Linked DNA regions of Homo sapiens: region 2 is linked to region 1. The links are chromatin loops, found by intact Hi-C in ENCODE. Cell type or tissue: MCF 10A. All regions are shown on one strand. Each heading gives the region's core, and the rest is flanking DNA. Links, peaks and the distances in the headings are about the cores only.

Region 1 (6,366 bases), core at 568-5,567:
TTTTTTTTTTTTTTTTTTTTTGGTCTGCCTGTGCCTCTTTAATCATGACATCACATCAAGACTGAACCACAAGGGTTTGGCATTCTAATGGCTTGCATTACATATGAACATAATTGAAATGCAATGTGGTAATAGAGGCATTTACAAAGACCTGTGAGGTTCAAGGGAGAAATAATTATTTCTCATGAATGGGTGAAAGAGAATGAAGCATTTCAATATTGGTAACTGGTATCACAGGGGTTTGTTGTACAGATTATTTCATCACCCAGGTACTAAGCTTAGTATCCAATAGTTATTTTTTGAGACAGAGTCTTGTTCTGTTGCCTAGGCTGGGGTGCAGTGGCATGATCTCGGTTCACCGAACCTCCACCTCACAGGCTCAAGTGATCCTCCCACCTCAGCATCCTGAGTAGCTGGGACTATAGGCATGTGCCACTACTCCTGGCTAATTTTTGTGTTTTTTTAGAGACGGGGTTTCGTCATGTTGCCCAGGCTGGTCTTGGACTTCTGGGCTTAAACAATCCTCCAGCCCTCAACCTCCCAAAGTGCTGGGATTACAGGTGTGAGCCACCGCGCATGGCCCCAATAGTTATCTTTTCTGATCCTCTCCCTTCTTCCACCCTCCACCCTCAAACAGATCCCAGTGTCTGTTCTCCTCTTTGTGTCCATGTATTCTCATCACTAAGCTCCCACTTATAAGGGAGAACATGTGGTATTTGGATTTCTGTTCCTGCATTAGTTTGCTAAAGATAATGGCCTCCAGCTCCATCCATGTTCCCAGAAGGGACATGATCTCGTTCTTTTTTATGGTGCAGCACAGATGTTATCACCATTTCATTTCACCCTGACTGAGACCGCCTTTGCAAAAATATTAACTGAGAAGATTATGACAGTGAAAGATATCAGACCTAACTGACCCTATCTTGCTTCTAACCTCTAAACTGTCCTTGTTCATTCCTGGGCATAGGCCAAACTAGCTTTGGGAAGGAATTTAGTGATAGTTTATATAACAGCCCTTCCCAAAAGGCTAAATTGTTCTCATAAAACAAATAAAAGGGCACTAGCCACCAAGTCAAGATGAGAGGGGCTAGAATTCTTTTTGGCGTGATCTGAGCTCACTGCAACCTCCACCTCTGGGGTTCAAGCGATTCTCCTGCCTTAGCCTCCCGAGTAGCTGGGATTACAGGCACCTGCCACCATGCCCGGCTAATTTTTGTATTTTTAGTAGAGATGGGGTTTCACCATATTGGCCAGGCTGGTCTCGAACTCCTGACCTCAGGTGATCCACCTGCCTCAGCCTCCCAAAGTGCTGAGATTACAGGCGTGAGCCACCGCGCCCAGCCCTGGCTTATATTTTTGTTGTCTGTCTTTTAGTATAGTTTTGTTTTAGGTTGAAGGGACAGCTATTGCCAGAAATTTCCATTTAAGTGCCAAATACATTTAAATTTCATGGCCTTAAATATCTGGTTCTCATCTGTAATCCCAACACTTTGGGAGGCTAAGGCGGGTGGATCACCTGAGGTCAGGAGTTCAAGACCAGCCGACCAACGTGATGAAACCCTGTCTCTATTAAAAATACAAAATTAGGGCTGGGCGCGGTAGCTCACGCCTGTAATCCCAGCACTTTGGGAGGCCGAGGCGGGTGGATCATGAGGTCAGGAGATAAAGACCATCCTGGCTAACGCAGTGAAACCCCGTCTCCATTAAAAAAAAAAAAAAAAAATTAGCCGGGTGTGGTAGCAGGTGCCTGTAGTCCCAGCTACTCAGAAGGCTGAGGCAGGAGAATGGCGTGAACCCGGGAGGCGGAGCTTGCAGTGAGCCGAGATGGCACCACTGCACTCCAGCCTGGGTGACAGAGCGAGACTCCCCCTCAAAAAAAAAAAAAAAAAAAAAAAAAAAAAAAAAAAAATTAGCCGGGCGTGGTGGCACATGCCTGTAATCCCAGCTACTTAGGAGGCTGAGACAGGAGAATCGCTTGAACCCGGGAAGCGGGGAGGTTGCAGTGAGCCGAGATCGTGCCATTGCACGAGATTGCCTGGCCAACAAGAGTGAAAATCCATCTCAAAAATAAAATAAAGTAAAATAAAATAAAATAAAATAAAATTTTGGAGGAGTCAAAATTTATATGCAGATTTCAACTGTGTGGAGGATTAGTGACCCTAACTCCTGCAGTGTTGAAGGGTCAACTGTACTTGTATGACTCATTTAATGTTTGGAGATTATAAGAGGAAAAAAAGGACAAAGTTTATATGCTTTGCTGCCTATGGAAGCAAAAGTCTGTTAATGGAAAAGAGCCCACCTATGGAAGACAGTTTGTTAGAAAAACATAGGTTGTACATTTTTGGTACGTACTTGCTCTGGGAGCTAATTGTCTCAAGAAACTGAAATAATGTAGAAGCAACCTGATTCTTTCGCAATTTTAAAAAATGCATTTAGTAATGAAGAATGATGAAATAACGCCTTGTGCTGTTATGATGTACAGAAAGTAACTATCTGTATCATGAATGACTTCTCGGAAATCATATGTAAGAGGTTTCACCAAGCAGGCATTGCCACCAGATGGCAACAGAGACTCTGGAATGGAATTTTGGAAGGAGATTTAAGAAAGGTCAACCCAGCGTACCTTCTAGAGTTCAGCAGCTTTCACTGAACCTTGCTTTTACTCTTTTCCAGATGCTGGCTGACTTATGCATCATAGTCATATTATGTTATGGAATGCCATAACATAATATATGAGTTACAGTCTTTTTATGAATGCTGGTTTTTTTTTTTTTTTTTTGAGATGAACAGTTTCACTCTTGTCACCCAGGCTGGAGTGCAATGGCTCGATCTCGGGTCACCACAACCTCTGCCTCCCGGGTTCAAGTGATTCTCCTGCCTCAGCCTCCCGAGTAGCTGGGATTACAGGCATGTGCCATCATGTCTGCCTAATTTTGTATTTTTAGTAGGGATAGGGTTTCTCCATGTTGGTCACGCTGGTCTCGAACTCCTGACCTCAGGTGATCCACCAGCCTCAACCTCCCAAAGTGCTGGGATTACAGGGGTGACCCACCACCCCTGGCCGCCTTGTTCTTGTTTTTAATTGACCAGGATTTTAATCATGAGATTAAAAAGTATTTTAAATTCTTAAAGCCGCAGTGAAAATTAATACAGCCTATTAGGAGGAAATCTGGTAAATATTTATCAAAATTAAAAATGAGAATGCCTCTATGATCAAAATTGTACATCTAGGAATTGATTTTACAGAAATAAACATGCATAAAAATATATGAGTGGTCATGTATAAGCACTGATTTTTTTTGTGTGGGTGTGTTTTTTTTTTTTGAGATGGAGTCTCTGTCGCACAGGCTGGAATGCAGTGGCGTGATCTTGGCTCACTGCAACCTCCACCTCCTGGGTTCAAGCAATTCTTCCGTCACAGCCTCCCGAGTAGCTGGGACTACAGGTGCGTACCACCACGCCCGGCTATATTTTTGTATTTTTAGTAGAGACGGGGTTTCACCGTGTTAGTCAGGATGGTCTCCATCTCCTGACCTCATGATCCACCGTCCTTGGCCTCCCAAAGTGCTAGGATTACAGGCATGAGCCACTGCGCCCACCAGCACTGGTTTTAATAGTGAAACATTGAAAACAACACAATGGCCATCAAAAGTCTGTTTAAATAAGTTTTAAATAAGTTTAAATAAGTTTATGAAATATTTTATTAATTGAAGGAAAAATGAGGTAGAGGTATCTGTTTTTACAAGGAAATAGCGCTAGGATTCATTAATTAAAAGGTCGCAATCTACACATAGGCATGGAGTATTTAAGAGTGTGATTTTGTATGTGAGTAGAGCAAAGTCTTTAAGGATGTATACTGAACTGTTAATGTTAACTCTGGGGAAAGGAGTATTAACTTACTATCATAGGTACTTCTATATTGTTTGCAGTTGCATTTAGAAATATAATTTAATACAAAAATTAGCTGGGTGTGGTGGTGCATGCTTGTAGTCCCAGCTACTCAGGAGGCTGAGGCAGGAGAATCGCTTGAACCTGGGAAGGGGGAGTTGCAGTGAGCCAAGATCAAGATCATGCCATTGCACTCCAGCCTGGGCATTGCAGTGAGACTCTGTCTCAAAAATAAAATAAAATAAAAACAACAACAACAACAACCAAAAGAAATATTATAATTTAAAACTATTATAGAAATTTTTGAAGAAAAAAATATAACCTTGACATCCAGCAGTCAACACTGTGACTATTATGATTAATACAGTATCTTTTAAATGAAATATTTCTGATAGTCATCTTGGCCCCAGTGTATAAGTATTAAATATTGCAAACATGGAGACAGTAAACCTGGCTTCCTCTTCAAAGTCTGTTTATATTGTATAACTGCCTTCGTTCAAATCCCAGCTCCACCACTTACATAAGCTGTGTGACCTTAGGCAAATAATTCAATCTCTCTGAGTCTTAATTCTCTTTTTATAAAATGAAAGCAATGAAATCCTCAACATCGCGGGGTTGTTGGAAGAATCAAATGAGTTAACACATGAAAAGTACTCAGAACAGGGCCCAGCAGAGAGTAAGAGCTCAGGAAATGTTGGTGATAATTATTACAGCCCAGAGTAGCAAACCCTTCTCTGATTATTATGCCAGTGATGAACACTGCTTGCTGTCAAGATGAATTTCTTAGAATCTCTGCAAATAGTACTTATGCATAGAGAAGACATTTGTTGTTATTTTGCTAGCTGAAATTAGTATTTTAAATTATTTAAAAATTAATCTTAATTTATTAAACCCATACACATTCTAAAATTTAGTTTTTGTTAAGTCTTTTTTTTTTTTTGAGACAGAGTCTCACAGGCTGGAGTGCAGTGGCGCAATCTCGGCTCACTGCAACCTCCGCCTCCCGGATTCAAGCGATTCTCCTGCCTCAGCGTCCTGAGTAGCTGGGATTACAGGTGCACGCCACCACACTGGGCTAATTTTTGTATTTTTAGTAGAGACGGGATTTTACCATGTTGGCCAGGATGGTCTCCATCTCCTGACCTCGTGATACACCTACCTCGACCTCCCAAAGTGTTGAGATTATGGGCGTAAGCCCCCATGCTCGACCTTTTTTTTTTTTTTTTTTTTTTGAGACAGGGTCTTGCTCTGTTGCCCAGGCTGGAGTGCAGTGGTGCAATCTCAGCTCACTGCAACCTCCGCTTCCCAGGTTCAAGTGGTTCTTGTGTCCCAGCCTCCTGAGTAGCTGGGATTACAGGCAGGTACTTGTAATTACAAGTAGTACGGGATTACATGCCCGGCTAATTTCTGTATTTTTAGTAGGGACAGGGTTTTACCATGTTGGGCAGACTGGTCTCGAACTCCTGTCCTCAGGTGAGCCACCCACGTCGGCCTCCCAAAGTGCTGGGATTATAGGCGTGAGCCACCATGCCCGGCCCAGTTTTTGTTAAGTCTTCAAGTTATCTTTATACATACCTCAACATTATTTTTATAAATCTAATAGAGTTTCATAGTCATGTTCAAGGGGGAACCTTAACAATTCATCCACTCACATTCAACAGACCAAAGTCCCTTAAACAATTGGTCCCATCATCACTTAAATTCCTTCAAATGTTTTATACTACAGTATTAAATTCAAAATATTAATTTTTTTAATGTTGCCTGAACTGACCAACCAACCATTCTAACTACTTAAACCATCCTACTAAGGTCTAACAAATTTTTTTTTTTTTTTTTTTTTTTGAGACGGAGTCTCACTCTGTTGCCAGGCTGGAGTGCAGTGGCATGATCTCGGCTCACTGCAGCCTCCGCCTCCTAGATTCAAGCGATTCTCCCGCCTCAGCCTCCCGGGTAGCTGTGACTACAGGTGTGCACCCAGCCAATTTTTGTATTTTTAGTAGAGACGGGGTTTCACCATGTTGGCCAGGATGGTCTCGATCTCTTGACCTCGTGATCTGCCCGCCTTGGCTTCCCAAAGTGTTGGGATTACAGGCATGAGCCACTGCACCCAGCCACAAATTCAGTTTATAAATATGATAGATCTTAATTTCTCAGAGATATTCCATGATTATGTAAGCCGTATAAAATTATCTTATTTTTAACTAAAATATATGTAATCTAAAATCAGGTAGTAAAATACATATTTTAATTTGGAATCATAAGGTCTATATCCTTTAATTTGCCAAATTATCGTAACCAGTACAAGCACTTTAAATACAAAAAGATACAGTTTATTCCTAATTTAACACAAAAGGATTATGCTGTCAGCTTAAATTACTTTATCTGCTTTGTATTTGACTTTCCTGAGATGATACTTTACTTCCAGGAATTGGTTTACTTTTTTTTTTTTTTTGAGATGGAGTCTCGCTCTGTTGCCCA
Region 2 (5,556 bases), core at 1-5,000, 53 kb after region 1:
CTGGATCAAGCAGTCCATGCTGAAGTGGCTTTAATGGTTCTTGAAGCTTATCAGAAGTACCTTGCACAGAAGCCATATGCTGGGATTCTCTCTGAAAGTATGAAGCAGGTATTTCCTTCTCTTCTGATTTGGAAACATGAATCTTTATCTTCCCAAGACATTTAGAAATAAAGATGATAGACTTATACTATTGACCATTAGGTATCCTAAGAACATTTCTAGCAATTTAAGATGTTATAATTGACTTCTATGGTTTGATAAAGATTCTTCTTTAAGAAATAGCCTGTATATAACTATTCTAATATTACAGAATTTGAATTGAACTGCAGTGGTGTGTTAGAGCTTGGTTGTACTGGCTCTGGAGAACTGACTTAAATTTTTAGAAACTTTGCAAGCCAGGTTATTAAACCATTGGTAGCTTAAAATTGACCATGGTGGGAATTTTTACACCACCAAAATTGACAAGCGCTATATATGAGACCTCCGTCCTGATGGTTAAACTTATTTATCGGCACACTATTCATTGAGTATCAACTTTTATGTCACTTTTCTTTTACATGAGCTAAGATCAGGTTCACAAAGTGACTAGCAAGTAAGCGCAAGTTGCGAGTGAAAAATTGCTTTGATGTAGTGCAGTGAACATTAATTGGAGACCAGCAAGTAGAATATTCCTCTGCGTTGAGGGCATTGTTGGTCACAAAAGGAGATGAGTGTATGAGCTTACTGATTTAATTTGTGTGTGACTAATGTGGCTCAAAATAAATAATTGTTTTAGGTTTCATATTTGGCCAGTATTGTTCGATATGGAGAGACACCCGAGACCTCATTTAACCAATGGGCCTGGAATTTAATCTTGAGGCTAAAACTGCACAAAAACGATTATGGAATACAGCCGAATTGTCCAGCTGTTCCCTTCTCCGTCACTGTGCCTGACATGACAGAGTCACCCACGTTTCATCCTCTCTTGAAGGCTGTGAAAGCGGGCATGCCCATTGGCTGTTATCTAGCCTTATCTATGACAGCTGTGGGCCACAGGTACAGTGTTGGGCTGAACCACTAGGGTTACTGAACCTTGCAGATAGTTCTAGAATTTTATGTTTCATATCCCAAGTTCTGAGGCCTCTGTCAAACCTATTGCGGAGCAATTGGGCCAAATAATAATCCTTGATTAACAGCTTATCAAGGGGAGATGCTGCCCAAATTCACATACTTCAGATTTGTACAAGCAAGTCACCTAAATGTTACTTTATGAAGAGAGTTCTGCTTGTCTCCTGGAGTGGAATGTTCGTGTCAGCAGTAGATTCGTACTGTCTTCCTCAGAATTGTGATCAAATAAAAATAATTGATCACCTGTAGTAAAATTTTTGAAAAATTGATCGTAGCCCAACTCAGGCTTTTTTTTTTTTTTTTTTAAATTTTACTTTAAGTTCTAGGGTACATGTGCACAACGTGCAGGTTTGCTACATACATATACATGTGCCATGTTGGTTTGCTGCAGTCATTAACTCATCATTTACATTAGGTATTTCTCCTAATGCTATCCCTCACCCAGCCCCCCACCCCATGACAGGCCCTGGTGTGTGATGTTCCCTGCTCTATGTCCAGGTGTTCTCATTGTTCAATTTCCACCTATGAGTGAGAACATGTGGTGTTTGGTTTTCTTAACTAGAGGTCCCCTTAACTGTCTAGAAGAATGAAATGCCTGACTAGGTCAGATGCCTCTCTGATATGAGCCCATAGCTGTCTGTATGTCTTCTACTGGAGCATTTATCACACTATATCATAGTTAATCTGTTCAATTTTCTCAGAGATTCAGTTATATATAACTTCTATGAGAGAAGTGCCCAGGAATGGCATTTGTCTTGTGTTACCATTTTATCACTAGTGATGAAGACTATATCTGGTGCAGTAAATAATTGAATGCATGAATGACTTCTCAGTTGATTAAACATCCTTCTCTTTAAAGATTCTTTTCTTATGCATTAATTTTTTTCTAGTCTATTTATTTGTCTTCACACTCTTTGACCTCTGCTTTCTGATTCTTATGTTTTAGACTCACTGTAACACTTTTTAGCATCCTCATTTCAACATCTTGTTCCACAGTAAGTGTAATTTCAGTGGGATACCAGTTGCAATCAGCTGTAGTCTTCAGCGTTGTGCTATGAAGTAGGAGAGATAAAGAATTGTTTGATAGCTTTCCTTGGGTTGTTGACAGTTTTGTTGAGATGATAGGCATAAATAAATCGGCAGTACTATAGAATATAATTGCAGGCTGGATGATGTGTGGAAAGCAGTGGTTCTCAACTTCTGCTGTTCTTTAGATTCACTTTTGGAGCCTTTTAAAAATCCCAGTGCAGGGAAAAGGGTGAGAATCCTGGCCTAAGTGGGCTGGGGGCCAGTTCTCTAAGTATCTCTAATGTACACCCTGGATTGAGAACTACTTAGAAGCTGAGCAGAAAGAATGTAAAGGAAGGAGAGATCAGTATGGTGGGATACCTTCATGGAAGAGCTGACTTTTGGAAAGGAGTCTTAAATTAGACAAGACATCTGTCGCAGTTTGGATGTTTGTCCCCCTAAACCTCATGTTGACATTTGATCCCCAGTGTTGGAGATGGAACCTAATGGGAGGTGTTTGGGTCATGTGGGCTGATCCCTCATGAATGTCTTAGTGCCATCCTCTCAGTAATGAATGAGTTCTTGTCTCTTAGTTCCCATGAGAATTGGTTGTTAAGAAGAGCCTGGCACCCCGCCTCCTCCTCACTTCCTGTCTCACCATGTGATCTCTGAACCTGCCAGCTCCCGTTGGCCTTCTGCCATGTGTGGACGCAGCCTGAGGCTCTCACCAGATGCCCAGTCTTCCAGCCGGCAGAATTATGACTCAAATAAGCCTTTTTTTCTTTATTAATTGCCCAGTCTCAGGTATTCCTTTATAGCAGTGCAACATGGACTAAGACAACATCCTAGGCTGATGAGCAGAGTGATGTTGTGTTCCTCTTACAGTTACTTAGTGCCCACAGTTACTTCAAGGGCCATCTCCTGCCACCTGCAGCCCCTGTACATTCTGAACAGCACACTCACTGTGTTTTATTGTCATTGTAATCTCCCCTGCTCCTCATTGACTGTTTGCTCTATGAAGGTAGGGACATTGTCCTGTTCAATTGTGTATCTCTAGATCTTATACTTAGTAGGTATTCAACAAATGCTGGTGGGTTGAATGAATGTGGAAAGGAGCCTCAGGTGTCTGAGTGGGTAAGGGGAGAGGAAGGGAAATGATGAGGAAACACTTCTCACTGACGCCTGTGATTCATGTTGGAGAATGGAGGTGATCAGGTGTTTGGTTGGGCCAAATTATGGAGAGATTTGAAAGCTAAGTAAAAGAAGGTAGAATTGATTTAGAAAAGAGGAGACCTGATAAGGGTCCTTAGGAACATACTCTTTATATTGTTTCCAGTAGCTCTAGTGTTATTAACGGCTTCCTGTACTTCAGGTTTCCCATCTCTAAAATGGGAGTACTAATAACACCAAACTTACTTTATGAGGCTTAAGTGAGTCAGAGCACATGTAGGCCGGGTGCAGTGGCTCACGCCTGTAATCCCAGCACTTTGGGAGGCCGAGGCGGGCGGATCACGAGGTCAGGAGATCGAGACCATCCTGGCTAACACGGTGAAACCCCGTCTCTACTAAAAATACAAAAAATTAGCCGGGCGTGGTGGCGGGCGCCTGTAGTCCCAGCTACTCGGGAGGCTGAGGCAGGAGAATGGCGTGAACCTGGGAGGCGGAGCTTGCAGTGAGCCGAGATTGCGCCACTGCACTCCAGCCTGGGCGACAGAGCGAGACTCTGTCTCAAAAAAAAAAAAAAAACCACACATGTAACATGCCTAGAACAGTGTCTGACGTGATTCTCTTGAGTGCAGTTATCTGAACTTAAGTGTTTTATGATTTCTCGAATTTCTTGTATCCATTCTGGGACCATAGCCCTTTATTCACTGATACTGCTGTGGGCTCTCTCTAGAGATAACTTTTGATTTGTGCTGATCACTGAATCCTGAATGGGAGTGAGAGTGAGAATGAGCATTTCCTCTCAGGGCTGATCTCTAGTGTAAAACTCCATGGTGGGCATTTGGGATTAGGTGTACTGGAATATAGAAGTAACTTAAAACAATCTTAGGTATGGGTGGAGTAGGCAGGGACATAAGTTGTTTGTGAATATAATATTACAGACATTGTAGAGAAGTCAGAAAATCACCCAGAATATTTCCCATCATAAAATCATTGATTTTTTTTCTGTTTATTTTCATCCATCATTTTTCCTTTGATCTTTTTAAAGATGTATGTATAATTTTATATCCTTAGTTTTTCACTTTACAATTGTAAGTAGCTTCCTTGTGGCATAACCTTTGCACAATTACTTTATTTTTTGAAATGATTTTCTCCCCCAGAATTAAAGCAGTATAACCAAACTGCAGAATTAGGAAAGTGGAGAAAAAGCCACTCACTTCTGCCACTCTTGTACAATGACTCTTTTGTTGTGACATTGTCCCTGTATTCGCCTCCACAAATAACTTTTCTTTACTAGTAGTTATGATCATGAGTATAAAATTTTATGTCTTATTCCCTAGTATCTTTATAGCAGAAGTGTTTTTCCACATTGCCTTTGGTCATCATGTGTATTATTTTAAAATGATACAATAATATTTCCAATTGAAAGGATTTTTCTAAAATTGCCTTAAGTCATTTTCAACCTCTCAGTTTTAGAGTTAAAAATAAACCTGAAAAGCGCCTCTTTATATGGATCATATTTTATATTTTTTTCCGTATTTGAGATTATTTTTTAAGGATAGATTCTTTGAAGTGAGGCAGAGAATAAAACTTTTATGCCAAATTGGTTTTAGCAGAATTTTGCAGTTTATGCAGGTTGAGTATCCCTAATCTGAAAATCTAAACTTTGAAATGCTCCAAAATCTGAAACTTTGAGTTCTGACATTGCACTCAAAGGAAATGTTCATTGGGGCATTTTGGATTTGGGACTTTTGGATTAGGGATGCTCAGCTTTTAAGTATGATACGAGTGTTCCAAAATCTAAAATACTTGGTCTCAAGCATTTCAGTTAAGGGATAGTCAACCTGTACTGACAGATTGAGGTCACTTTTGAGTCTCCTCTTTGCTGTGATACCTTGTGGGAATATCCAGACAAGGAGAGTCCCTACGGCTCTTAGGAGAAGCTCTTTTTGAGAAATAAAATATGGTAGTAGAGAGCACTCTGGATTAGAAATTTGCAAACTGGCGTTCTCATTTTGACCTTACTCTAGGAAATTATGTGAATTTGGGCATGATACTTCACCTTCCTCATCCATACAATGAAAATAAAGATTAACTTTTAAGTTTCTTTGCAATTCTAGAATTCTGGGTTTAGTATTTCTGTGTGAAGATTGGGTATAAAACATGTGTTGGAGACCTGAGATAACCCAAGGTATTGAAGGCTCATAACTCATTGGAAGAACAGAATTTTATGAACCAGCTCCCTTGTGTATTCAGTGCCTTTCTCTTTTTCCATAG

The links. Hi-C counts contacts between places; a loop is a spot of excess contacts. Peaks named below come from ENCODE experiments on the same cell type or tissue, not always from the same donor. Only the 100,000 strongest peaks of a DNase experiment are listed, where the experiment ranks them.
Region 2: it touches region 1 in a loop (6-fold over the local background); 22 of 110 quality-filtered maps call a loop at or near these places.

What each region holds. Positions count from the first base shown.
Region 1 is chr18:45,970,462-45,976,827 of GRCh38, reverse strand. No RefSeq gene overlaps it. Among named protein-coding and RNA genes, the nearest start is that of EPG5, 6.3 kb to the right of the region's middle. In MCF 10A, for the core only: a CTCF peak has its summit at 2,556 (motif pointing right); a DNase peak (open chromatin) is centred at 2,557.
Region 2 is chr18:45,917,820-45,923,375 of GRCh38, reverse strand. EPG5 (ectopic P-granules 5 autophagy tethering factor) reads left to right here. Exons shown (of 44, transcript NM_020964.3): 15 at 1-108; 16 at 776-1,035. Among named protein-coding and RNA genes, the nearest start is that of EPG5, 47 kb to the left of the region's middle. In MCF 10A, for the core only: no CTCF peak of the experiment used is centred there; a DNase peak (open chromatin) is centred at 2,795.